2 separate regions of the Homo sapiens genome follow, and region 2 is linked to region 1. The links are chromatin contacts, found by Hi-C in ENCODE. All regions are on one chromosome and are shown on one strand. The core of a region is the stretch at or near the end of the contact, and the rest is flanking DNA. Distances in the headings are between cores, read along the strand shown. Region 1 overlaps FARS2 (phenylalanyl-tRNA synthetase 2, mitochondrial). Region 2 overlaps LY86-AS1 (LY86 antisense RNA 1).

Region 1 (5,852 bases), core at 1,366-3,865:
AGAAAGTTTAGATGTCAAATTTAAAAATGTTTTCATTTTTTGTTTTTTATTTACCTATGATTTTATTTATCTATGAGGACTCTGTGAGTAGTTAGAGAAAGGATGTAGGATCCCTGGTAGATTTCCTGCTGTGTATCTCTTAGAGCCCTCACTGAGGGCAGAAAATGATTGGATTACTCTGGTGGTTGAGGACAAGAACTTCTTACCTGCTCCAAAACCTTTTTTGATATAGGTAGAACAGAGACATATGTGTCTCTGTGTGTACATGTAAGTATATATAACATAAGCATGTCCAAATGTTATGTCTGTTTATAGTCATACACAGCTGCTGATTCAGAGTGACATAGTGGAAATTCTTCCTGACCTTTGACTTGGAAGGGACATCTGATGGTGATCCTTATTTTGTTTTTTTTCAAAGAGAAGCACATTTGGGTTTGATATGGCATTCACATTTAGATAATTTCATGACGGTTGTGGGGACTGGGAATGTAGCTCTCTTCTCACTTTTATGCAGATTTTTCCCCTTAGTTAATTACTGAGGTGACAGGTGTCTGTGTGGAGATGGTGGGTGGGGCAGGGGACACTGTTGGATGAGAGAGACAGATTGCTTAGATAACAGTCATGGGCATCTGGTCATTTCCTTTTTCTTTCTTTCTTTCTTTTTTTTTGAGACAGGGTCTTGCTCTGTTGCCTAGGCTGGAGTGCAGTGATGCCATCATAGCTTAGTGCAGCCTTCATCTCCCAGGCTCAAGCTACCCTTCTGCCTCAGCCTCCCAAGTTGCTGGGACTATAGTCATGTGCTACTTATACCTGGCTAATTTTTTTTATTTAAAAAATTTTTTTTTGTAGAGATGGGGTCTTGCCATGTTGTAAACATGGGGTCTTGCTGTGTTTTGTAGAGATGGGGTCTTGCCATGTTGCCCAGGCTGGTCTCAATCTGCCTGCCTTGGCTTCCCAAAGTGTTGGGATTACAGGCGTGAGTCACCATGCCCAGCCACATCTGGTTATTTCTGAAGTCCTAGAAAATGAAGGCTGTGCTTACTGGGGGTGGGAGGGAGTGTTTGGGGGGCTCTTGGATCAATTGGTATGATTTTTTTCTAGTCTGTAGTCTTTTATTTTTCTTCTCTATAATTATTATTCTCTGGTTGTTGACCTCCAGGGTCTGGTTAGTTACCTATGTCACTAAGAAAAAGGTCAAGGGTTATAGAAATGAGGCACTTACTTTTCTGATGCCTTAACTTAGTTTGCAACATCCTGGGAGTTTGAAATAAGATGGTAGCAAAGTTTGGGCATAGTGGCATGCACCTGTAGTCCCAGCTGCTTGGGAGCCTGAGGCAGGAGGATCCTTTGAGCCTAGGAGTTTGAGGCTGCAGTGAGCTGTGATCGTGCCACTGTACTGTAGCCTGGGTGATAGAATGAGACCCTGTCTCTAAAAGAACAAAGAAGATGGCAGCAAAGTAACGGCAAGTTCTCTTTCAAAGCCTAGCCCACTGTTTTGCAGAAGGTGTTCTGCCAGCCCCATTCTTATCTCCAACCCACCTACCCCATCTCCTGGATCAAAGCCAAAATCATTTCTAAGGGAAGCAATTGTGAAATCATTCCCTTCTATCAAGAGCAGTTTGCATTGTCTCCATGCAGAAAGTGTGCAGTTTAATATATTAGGGTGGGTTGCGGAGTGGCAACTAATATCAAACAATTTTTTTTTAAACTAACATTCTAGTTTTATTGAAAATGAGTCCAGCCTGCTGGGTGACAGAGTAAGATGCTATCTCACACACACATACACACACACACACACACACACACACACACACACACACACACACAAAGAAAATGGGGCTAAATTGGTGGACCCCACACAAGTAAGGGTTATGTCAGATGATTTTGGTGAACCATCCTTCATGTTGGGAATTCACTCAATAAAACAGATTAAGAAGACTTGGTCCCTACCCTCTTAAGAACTTACAAGGAGCTCCTTATGTTGTTGGTCATTTATCTTCTTAGCCATGCACTTTTCCAGTTACCAGTCATGCCCACCTACCCTCTTTGTCACTTACAGACTCCAGGTGACAGTCTTCCCACATATTGGAACACTTCTACTTCAGAACTTTCCTCTAGAGCTCTGCTCCCCTAAGTTTGGTCCTAGGAACAGCAGAATCTCAGGCGCCATCCAAACCTGTGTTGTTGTGTTGTTTAACAAGACCTCTAGGTGACTTCTGTCTGCAAAACATGTTAAGATTCAGATTTTATTTCAGTAGGGCTTGGTGGGGACTGAGATTCTAACAGGCTTCCAGGCAGTGCCCATGTCGGTCTGTGCACCACGTGGTAGATAGCAAGGCTTTGCTGTCCAGAGAGATTACATCTCCCTTGTGTCAGAGAGTCGCAAAGCTGCTTGGGTTATCGGATGACATGGGATGACATAGGCTAATCAAGTACCTCTGGCCTTGGGGAGTTGAAGTTAAAAAAAAATGTGCCTGGTTATTATGTGCTAGCACAGTTCTCAGAGCTTTACTTGCACACTGAATCCTCTCCTCAATCTTAGGAGGTGGACACTATTACTATCTTTTACAGATGGGGAGATGAGGCACAGAGAAGTTAAGTAGCTTGAGCAAAGTCACATGAACTAATGAGTGAAAGAGCAGGGCTGTGAACCAGGCAGTGTGGCTTCGGTACCAAGGTATGAAATTACTGTGCACTTCCTGACTGTGTGGGGGGCTATAACTGTTGGCAGGGAGAGTCGGCTCACGGTGCAGAAATGAGAGTGTTTTGGTTTGGGCAGTGGAGTGGTTCCAGAAGGCACGCTGAGTTCAGGACTGAGATCAGCATAAGGAGGGCTGAGCAACAGAGAGCGGGACTGTGTGGTTCATGTTCGATGGACAGGGTTAGTGGAGGAAGAAGACACACAGGGTGCCAGCTGCTGAGGAACGAGAGTAAATATAGCAAACTTTTATTAAGCATTCATAAGTGTCAGATACTGGGGTTTACATTTGTTGTTTCATTTGACCCTTATAATGATCCTGTGGTGCAGGTACAAATCTTTTAGAGAAGGAAACCGAAGTTCAAGAGAGTAATTCTCCCAAGATCATACAGGGAGAAGAGTAGCTTAACTTGAATTTTAAGTCAGTGCCGTCTGATTTCACAACCTGTATGTGAAGCTTCTTTGCCCTGCTGCTTCCCTGGCAGGGACTCAGTGGGGAAGTGAAGGTATAGAGGAGAGAAAAGAACTTGAGCATTGACACTAGGGTATAAAGAGGTGCCTGGACATAGAGATGAAGGGCAAGAATGCAAGAGCAGCACCTGGGACTGACTGGTTGAAGCTGGACTGGAGATCTCTGAGATTTTCCTGAGTGGGACTGGTGCCTGGACTGGCACAGGGCTGAAGCTGCACGTGGGGCTAAATGGCCCCAAGGTGAAGTCGGTTGCCATCTGCTGGTTGAGGCTTGTTAGGGCTGAGCGCACACCTTTACCTCCTGTGTCTTCATCCTTGTGTCAGCTCGGGAGAGCCGCTCCTGCCCTCCCTCTGAGCCTGCCCTCCCCACGACTCTGTTTCTTAGACAAATGTGTTTGCGGCCACGCTGGCTGCTCCCCAAGCCCCCTGCTTCTCTGAAAGTGAAAAGTTGCTTCTGCTTGCCTTCCTCCATCTTTGTGATTATTGCATTTCTTGCCACAGACATTTCTCATTGCTCCCAATGTGAAAATCTGGGCTTGTGACTTTAACCAAATGATTGTACAGCCCCATGTGACCTCAAATAAATTTTTTAAATGGATAACTAAGCTGACAGTATGTGAAGTGCGCCCGGGGAATTCTCTGCCTCGGGATGCTCGTAATGAGGGGAATTGACTGGGGTTAGCAGATGGACACTGCTCATTTTTTGGCAATCATTGACCAAGTACGCAACACCTCCAGGTGGCTCTCCGTGGACTGCTCTGTGTGGCTCAGCCCATGATGCCTGTGCGTCCGTAGAATGCTAATGGTCCCTCTTCCTCCCTGAGTAACATAGCAGGCTGCATGGTCTGGTGTGGCTCTGTATCCTTGAGATCAAAGCATGCATATCATTTTTAAATAAAAGATTATCTTTTAATTATAGAGGCATCATAGCAGTATTACAAAAAGCTTAGAAATAAAGAAGGGAAAGCACCCACATTTACCACCCTAAAACATGGTAATCAGTTTTTAAACAATTGTTCAGTGGCTTTTCATAGTTGTATCAGTTGTTTTGTATGTGCGTTTCCCCTTATCACTGTATAATCCCCATAGTTACCATTTGAATGGCTGTATCATATTCTGTTGTGATGCCACATCATTAATTATTTAACTCTGTTGTTGACATGTGCGTTACTTCCAACTTTTTACAGTTACTAATAACAGTTAAAGGTATACATTTGTACATGTAGCTATTTTCATATTTTGAATTAGTCTCTTATGATAGAGTCTCAGACATGGCATTACTGGGTCAAAGAGTATGAACATTTTTATGGCTTCTAAAACGTATTGGCAGATTGCTTTCCAGAAGAGTGGAGGCAATTCACAATGCCACCACAAAGGCATTCGTTTCCCAGATGGCCAACTTGGTTAGGGATGCAGCCTCTCACAGTACATGAGAAGCTGTGTTTATGTTTGTGTTTGTGTTTGTGTGTGTAAAAAACTTGTTGGCGCGTTTGTGTATTGATTTAAGCCCAGGGACACCATGCATTGCCTTTGTTAATAGGAATGTACTAGGTGTCTAAGGATAACATAATGGTCATCCATTAGTATTTAAAATAGATGTGTGCTTGATATGGATTAAAGCAAGGGTATAGGTGTTTCCTCTTTCCCTAGAATTCGGACTTTTAAAAAGATTGGCAAAGGTGAGTTGACAAGAGTGTTCAGCCAGTGTGACTAGGTTCTTAGTGGCTCCCTTCTTTTTGGGAATACCTAGTGATTTGGAGGCGAAGGTGGAAGTCAAAGGAGCTTGGTAGGAGCAGTAGTGGGAGGGCACTGGAAGTAGCTGGGCATGCGCTCAGAAGAGTGCCTATTGTGGACTGCACAAAGCACCTCACCTCACCTGGTGAGGACAGTCTTTTGGGTGCTGAATGGAGTGCTTGTGTGGAGAAGGATTTTGAGGTCACACCTAGGCTCAGTGGGAAAGATACTGTGATTAATTAGCAATTTGTTCTAGATCTTTGTCATTGCAGTTTTCTTCAATTTGTTATCCAGTTGGATTATAAACATTACATGCCTTCATGTAGGAACTGTACCTTTTAAAATTACAATTTTCTACCCATTTCCTAAAATGTCTAGCACATTGTATTGTATATGATGTACGTGTATGGTAGTTTTGTGTCTGCTGATTGAATGAATGAGGGAAAATACTACTTTATCCTCATAGTCCCAGGCATTTTATCAAAGCCTTGTGTTGAAGTAGTGGGATCCCACAGTTTGCCTGCCCACATGTGAAACCTCCAGCAGACCTCACAGGGATAAAGGAAAGGAAATTTCAACTGAGAAACTTAGGGAAAGTAATGCCAGCAGAGACCTTTGACTCATTTATATAACCACCCAAAACATTGAATGAGACCTCCTTGTTTTATAGAGGAATCAATTCAGACAAAGAAGAGCAAATAGCTTCCCCACGATCACACAGATGGTGGGTGACTGGGGACCCCAAGTTGGGTCCTGATTCCTGGTCCAGTGTCCTTTCCTCTACACCTTGTTGGGAGAACTTGGCGTACTTGTTTTGCTTGCCCCTCTCCCACTATAGCCCCTACAAGTGTGTATTTGGAGTTTTCTTTGCTGTCTGACCATGCTTGTCCTCCCATGTAACTGGATTAGGAATGAGTTTAGAGATTGTGGCCTTGAGGCAGTAGTCAGA
Region 2 (5,852 bases), core at 2,088-4,587, 1.2 Mb after region 1:
CTTGCAGACTCTTAGGAGGAGTCCATTACCTCCTCCATCCTGGCCACTGGACAAGGTCTTAAAGTGCCTTCAGGCTGACTTTCCCCCCTACATGGACCACATCTGGCCCACGGAGCACCCCATAAATTCCTCAGGGAGTACAGTTACTTCCTTGATGCAATAGCACCTCCCCTGCGCTGCACCTTGCCAGCTGGTGCCTCCTCCCCTGTTCTTGCCTAGTAACTATGGATTGAATACAAAACATGGTGTGGCAAGGAATATGTTCCCTTCCTCCAGAAAGGCTTTCTTTGCTTGTGGCAGAAGACAGACTGCATGCAGGCCATCTGCACACGTCCCAGCAGAAACCGAGCCCATCAGAGCCTGTGTTGCTCTTGTCTGAAGGCCGCTCACCTGCTGGCCCTTACTCTTGCCACTTGGTCTCCTGGGTCTCAGCTGACAACCTGAGCTACTTACAGGGCGCCTGCTCCTTTGTGCCTGAACTGACAGTTACGTCCACCCAGCACCACCAGCGTGCCAGCATCTTGGCTTAGCTCTCCAGCCTCTTAGCAGCTGCTTCTGTTTGGTTTCTGGGCATTGCATTGTTCACACGCACAGCTTAGACATCAGGAAATGGTTTGAAGAGAAATCGCACGAAGACACAATTTTCCCTGGTTCCCTTTTCTCTGTGTTCATGGCCCATCAAGTCCTGACAACTTTGTATCCTGAATTCCAATTTTTTTGACTGTGGCAAGCTATGAGCTGCCACTTTCTGTTTGGGTTTCACACCCCATGACAGGACCTGAATCAGCGAATGCTCCCGGGGGACAAAAACAGCTGCAAAGAAAGAACTGACTTCAATGCACTTGTCTCCTTTCGAACATCTTGGCCCTTGGATTCCAGCAACCTTGGCTGCTCTTTGATGTTCTCAGACTACTCTATTACATTTTATTTGGTTTGGTTTTCACAGTTCTTCAGCAGGAGGGTTATTCTGGTACAAAATACTCCCTCACAGCCAGAAATGGAAATCCCCTTTAAGTTTTTTGAGGTTTTGTTTTTGTTTTTGTTTTTTTCAAAAAATGTACTAGGTGGCATTTTTCTTATATAATGAACATGTTTTCTCTTCGCTTTAAATGTGAAAGATAATTTGACATAGAACAAAAATGTTTGGTTCACAAACACTTTATCCTCAAAATTCTGTAGATGTGGTTCCATATTCTTTTTTTTTTCCCCCCCGGAGACAGAGTTTTGCTCTTGTTGCCCAGGCTGGAGTGCAATGGCGCCATCTCAGCTCACAGCAACCTGTGCCTTTCAGGTTCAAGCAATTCTCCTGCCTCAGCCTCGCAAGTAGCTAGGATTACAGGCATACACCAGCTAATTTTGTATTTTTATTTTTAGTAGAGACGGGGTTTCACCATGTTGGCCAGGCTGGTCTCGAACTCCTGACCTCAGGTGATCCTCCCAAAGTGCTGGGATTACAGGCATGAGCCACTGAGCCCAGCCAGCCATATTCTTTTTGCACTCGATGATTCAGAGGATAACTCCAATGTGGGCCCTACCTTTGTTCCTTTGTGAAAATTAAATTAAATTAATTGGACATTAATTAAATTAACGTTTCAAACAATACACTAAAAAGACTGAGATCATATACAAAACAATGTCTGCACGGATGTTCTGCAGAGGTGGCTGAGAAGGGATCCCACAGCTCCCAAGCCCTTGCCACAACCAGAGGGCAGGGGCCAGTGGGCAGCTGGGTGCAGGGATTATTTGTGAGGAGGGGTTTGGGAGGTGGTTTTAGAGTGTTTCTTCCAAGCCCTCCCTGGCTCTTCCACAAGTGTTGGGGTGAAGTGGTGCAGAGGGAGACATTGTGTCATGGAGCCCTGGGAAGCACTGAGATTAAGAAACCTCTCTCAGGAGGCTGAGATGGGCAGATCACGAGGTCAGGAGTTCGAGACCAGCCTGACCAACATGGTGAAACCCCGTCTCTACTAAAAATACAAAAATTAGCCAGGCGTGGTGGTGGGCACCTGTAATCCCAGCTACTCAGGAGGCAGGGGCAGAAGAATTGCTTGAACCCAGGAGGCGGAGGGGCAGAGGTTGCAGTGAGCCCAGATCGCACCATTGCACTCCAGCCTGGGTGACAGAGTGAGACTGTCTCAAAAAAAAAAAAAGAAGAAACCTCTCTCATTTAGCCTTCTATCTAACGATGTTTCTATACTGACCATGTTTAGAAATTAGCAAATAGCATATGGTCTCAACTAAATTAAACACCCACAGGAAAAAAATAGTTTAAGGAAACATACCAAAAGGATTATTATGTATTTAGAATCCGGGTAATATTTAATTTTTGTTTTCATATATTTCCTTATTTTCCAAAAATTGAGAAGAACATCTACTAGTTTCATAATGAAAAATCATATTTTCTAAATGCCTAAACACACAATGTTTAACATAACACTACGTACGCCGTACATGTATAACATACAATTAGGTAAAAATTATCCACATGGAAAACACCTGGATAGAACTCCCCTCCCTCCACACACACACACAAAAATCCCAGTGTTTTCCTCTGCATAGCGATTTCTCTATACATATCTGTAAATTTTCAAATTTTTATGTAATGGAGGAGGGAAGGGGAAACTTTAAAACACCAGTCCCAGAAATATGGCCCACCTGTGTGTGGGTGGTTAAGGAGCACACCTGGAACATTCACACCAGGTTCCCCTGGGAGCCCAGTGTCCTCCCCCACTCCAAAACCACGCCCGGCTACTTCTTGTATTTTTAGTAGAGATGAGGTCTCACCACCTTGGCCAGGCTGGTCTCCAGCTCCTGAGCTCAAATGATCCACCCGCCTCAGCCTCCCAAAGTGTTGGGATTACAGGCGTGAGCCACCGCACCCGGCGGTTCGTTTCATTTTCCTTCACTACCTTTCCTCGCTCACTCCACTGGCTCGTTCTTGGAGCCCCGACTCCTCTACACTGGGTCCCACTACACTGGCCCTTGGTACATACATTCCCACACTGTCAATCAACTCTTTCACCCCCACTCTGCGAGTCCCATCTCCCCAGGAGCCCGCGAGCTCCTGGGACAAGGATGTGACCATCCCCAAGCTCCTTCTCCAGGCTGAGCTGGGGGTGGGGGGGCTTTCCACAAATAAGATTAAACTGAACAGGCGCCCTTCCTCCCTCAGCCTTTCCTGGCCCTCATCCTTGAATTCCCAGCCCCCAGCTTTGCTTGGGAAATCAAAAGACGCCAAAAGGCAAAAAAACAGCTCACTGGGGAGAAAAACCCGAGTCTCCCTCCCAGGTCAGTAATTAGTGCGGCCGGAGGAAGAGCAGCCCCTGGCACAGTCGGGTCCTTAACAGCTCCCGCCCCAGAAGCTGCCTTCGGATGAACAGCCGGGTGAATCGCCATGAAAAATTAATCAGCCTCCGCCTGTCCGCGGCCTAGATGGGCGCAAAGCAGATGACCTGGCAGGAACCAGCCGCAGTGAAGCCACCGCAACCGCAGCCGCAGCCGCGGAGGGGAGGCCGTGCACCCGCCCGCCGGGAGAGCCGCGCGCCTGAGCCGGGCGCACGTGGGAAGTGGGCCACGAGACTGGAGTCCACCGAGATGGAGGCCCCGGCACTCGGGCTCAGGCCTTTGTGCTTAGCACGTACTGTTGGAATCCAGCACGCCCTGCTCCGGCGGGCGCCTCCGATCCTGAAGCGCGCACCTGGGAACTCACGCACCGCCCAGCCGCGAGGGGCTTGGCCTGGCTGAAAGCCACATTATTCTCGAAAACAACCGTGGGAAGCACACGCTGAGCTCCCGGGGCCCCTAGAGTATGCAAAGAGGCCGGCCCTGCGAGACTAAATAAGTCTCTCCCCCTAGGACCTAGTCCCTTGCCACCGGCTCCCGCGGCCACCGCGCAGCCAGAGTGCACCGTCCCTAGGGCTTTGGCGGTGGCCAGAGCCAGCAAGTGCGGCGGCCTGGAGCTGGGGTGGTGAGGGCGGATGGCAGGTTGGAGAAATGCAGCCGAGCCGCAGGTTTCTAGAGGCCTCTACAGCCCCTGCCATCTGGGCACTGCACAGACAGACGCTGCGTGAGACCTGGAGCTCGCCACCTCCATGCGGCGCTGCCAGCCACTCCGCTGCGGGTGCAGGAGCGTTCCATGTCGGGGACTGAGGGACCAGCGCCGGCTCCCCAGTTTCTCTGCATTGTGAAGTCATTTTCTTAAACTCGGGCTTTAAATAACCACCGATGACTTGCCTACGGGCCACGCAGATGCTATACTCTGACCTCGCTGGGATGTGCAGAAGTATTCTACTGTTTTGCTTTTGAATCAAATTAGGGAGTTTAGAGAAGTTTTAGATTCAGGTCAGGCTTTCCCAGGACCTCCAGGCTGTGGACTGTGCTCGAGCTTAGGCCAACAGCGCCATCTGGTGGTTATGATCCGCATGTACCCGCCAATGCCTGCAGACCGGAGAGAGTGATGTAATGGTCCACAATTGTTCCTGAAGCCAGCTCTGCAGCAGGCCAGATGTTATGGGTGTTTTATACCCCAGTTTTTCGTGTAAGTCACTGAGCGAGGGGGTTTCTTCATAGGACGAATGCTATATGCTGTAATGGAAATTCCCCTTTTTGCAATCTATTCTAGAGAGGGTGGATTTGAAGCTAGGGAGACATAGGACATAAAAAATCCAATCTCTTTGACTCCCAGCCTGACTACCTGACTTTACCAGGTCCCACCAAGACAGGATGTGAATGCATGCCTCTTGATTCCAAGAGGATGTGGAACTGTTTTACATTCCTATGCTGTCATGGCCTCCACCAGCTCATGCATTCCTTCAGGACTGAAAGCAGACTCCACACTGCCTGAAAAATTCCCGGGACACTGATCCTCACCAGAGTTGCCCCTCTGTCCCTCAGACGTCCTTTTATTCCCTTACTACCGCAGCCTGTGGCTGGCCTCCCGCCAGGGCGCTCCAGCACCTCGGACCCCTCAGCTGTCTCTCTACTCTTTGCCTCTTACCTTGACTTGCCCAGCACCCTGCAGTTGCTTTTCTGTCTTTACCCCATCTGGCCAAGACTAACTAGAGAATGTCACCAAACTATGCCAATTGGACCAGCTGCAAATTTAGGCTGTGGGACTTCAGATGAGCCCTCACTGCAACTCAGTTTTCAGCATTTGTTGATTCCTGCATTGCAGATATTCCAAATGTTTCCTTCCAATTTTTAGCTCTTGCCCTTACAGTATCTCACAATTTGAGAAACAACTTCTACTTTACAGAGTTGAAGTTGGCCTCATGTGAGTTTCCTCAATGTTGCCTCTTTTGCCCTTAAAATGTTTGTATCACCTTATTTTTTCATTCTACGTTACTTCAACAGGGAAAAATCCTTTGTCTTTCCAAACCAAATGCATCTGCTTTTATCTCTAACATAAAATATGAAGCCCAAACAAAGCAGGAAAAAAAAACTCAAAATAGAAGCAAAAGGAAACTTCAAGAAACTATCATTAACATTCTCAGAAGAATGAATAAAAAATATTGCACACATGAAAAAAGGATGCCACAAGAAAAGGAATATTCAGGAGGTGGAAAAATCCTATTAGAAATTAAAAAATATGATAGCAACAATGAAAGTTTCAAGAGAAGAGTTAGAATAGAAATTTAGTGAAGCCTTCCAGAAAGTACAATAAAAAGGCAAAAGGGCAATTTTTAGAAAGAAGGAAAACTACAACATTAGCCCAAGAGGCCAAGTCAGCTACGTAATTTGAGAGACTCAGTGAAAAATGATGATGTGGAGTTCTCTAAGAATTTTGGCTGGGCGTGGTGGCTCACACCTGTAATTCCAGCACTTTGGGAGGCCGAGGCGGATGGATCACAAGGTCA

Evidence for each region. A loop is a pair of places that touch in the nucleus more often than their neighbours do. Pooled maps may share reads with other maps.
Region 2: a map of CD4-positive, alpha-beta memory T cell shows a loop between it and region 1 (23-fold over the local background). The contact joins two enhancer-like sites. A Hi-C loop is called at or near these places in 2 of 168 maps with a recorded cell type or tissue (CD4-positive, alpha-beta memory T cell and naive thymus-derived CD4-positive, alpha-beta T cell) and 8 of 50 pooled maps.

What each region holds. Positions count from the first base shown.
Region 1 is chr6:5,300,021-5,305,872 of GRCh38, forward strand. All of the region lies in intron 1 of FARS2 (phenylalanyl-tRNA synthetase 2, mitochondrial), which reads left to right. Among named protein-coding and RNA genes, the nearest start is that of FARS2, 41 kb to the left of the region's middle. RefSeq lists enhancers at 2,207-2,266, 2,216-2,510. Within about 2 kb of position 2,616, at least 4 of the 41 ENCODE cell types and tissues checked have a DNase peak (open chromatin) inside an H3K27ac peak, as active enhancers do.
Region 2 is chr6:6,542,839-6,548,690 of GRCh38, forward strand. The region is part of intron 3 of LY86-AS1 (LY86 antisense RNA 1); the gene reads right to left. Among named protein-coding and RNA genes, the nearest start is that of LY86, 43 kb to the right of the region's middle. RefSeq lists enhancers at 4,165-4,224, 4,305-4,354, 4,445-4,494. Within about 2 kb of position 3,338, at least 5 of the 41 ENCODE cell types and tissues checked have a DNase peak (open chromatin) inside an H3K27ac peak, as active enhancers do.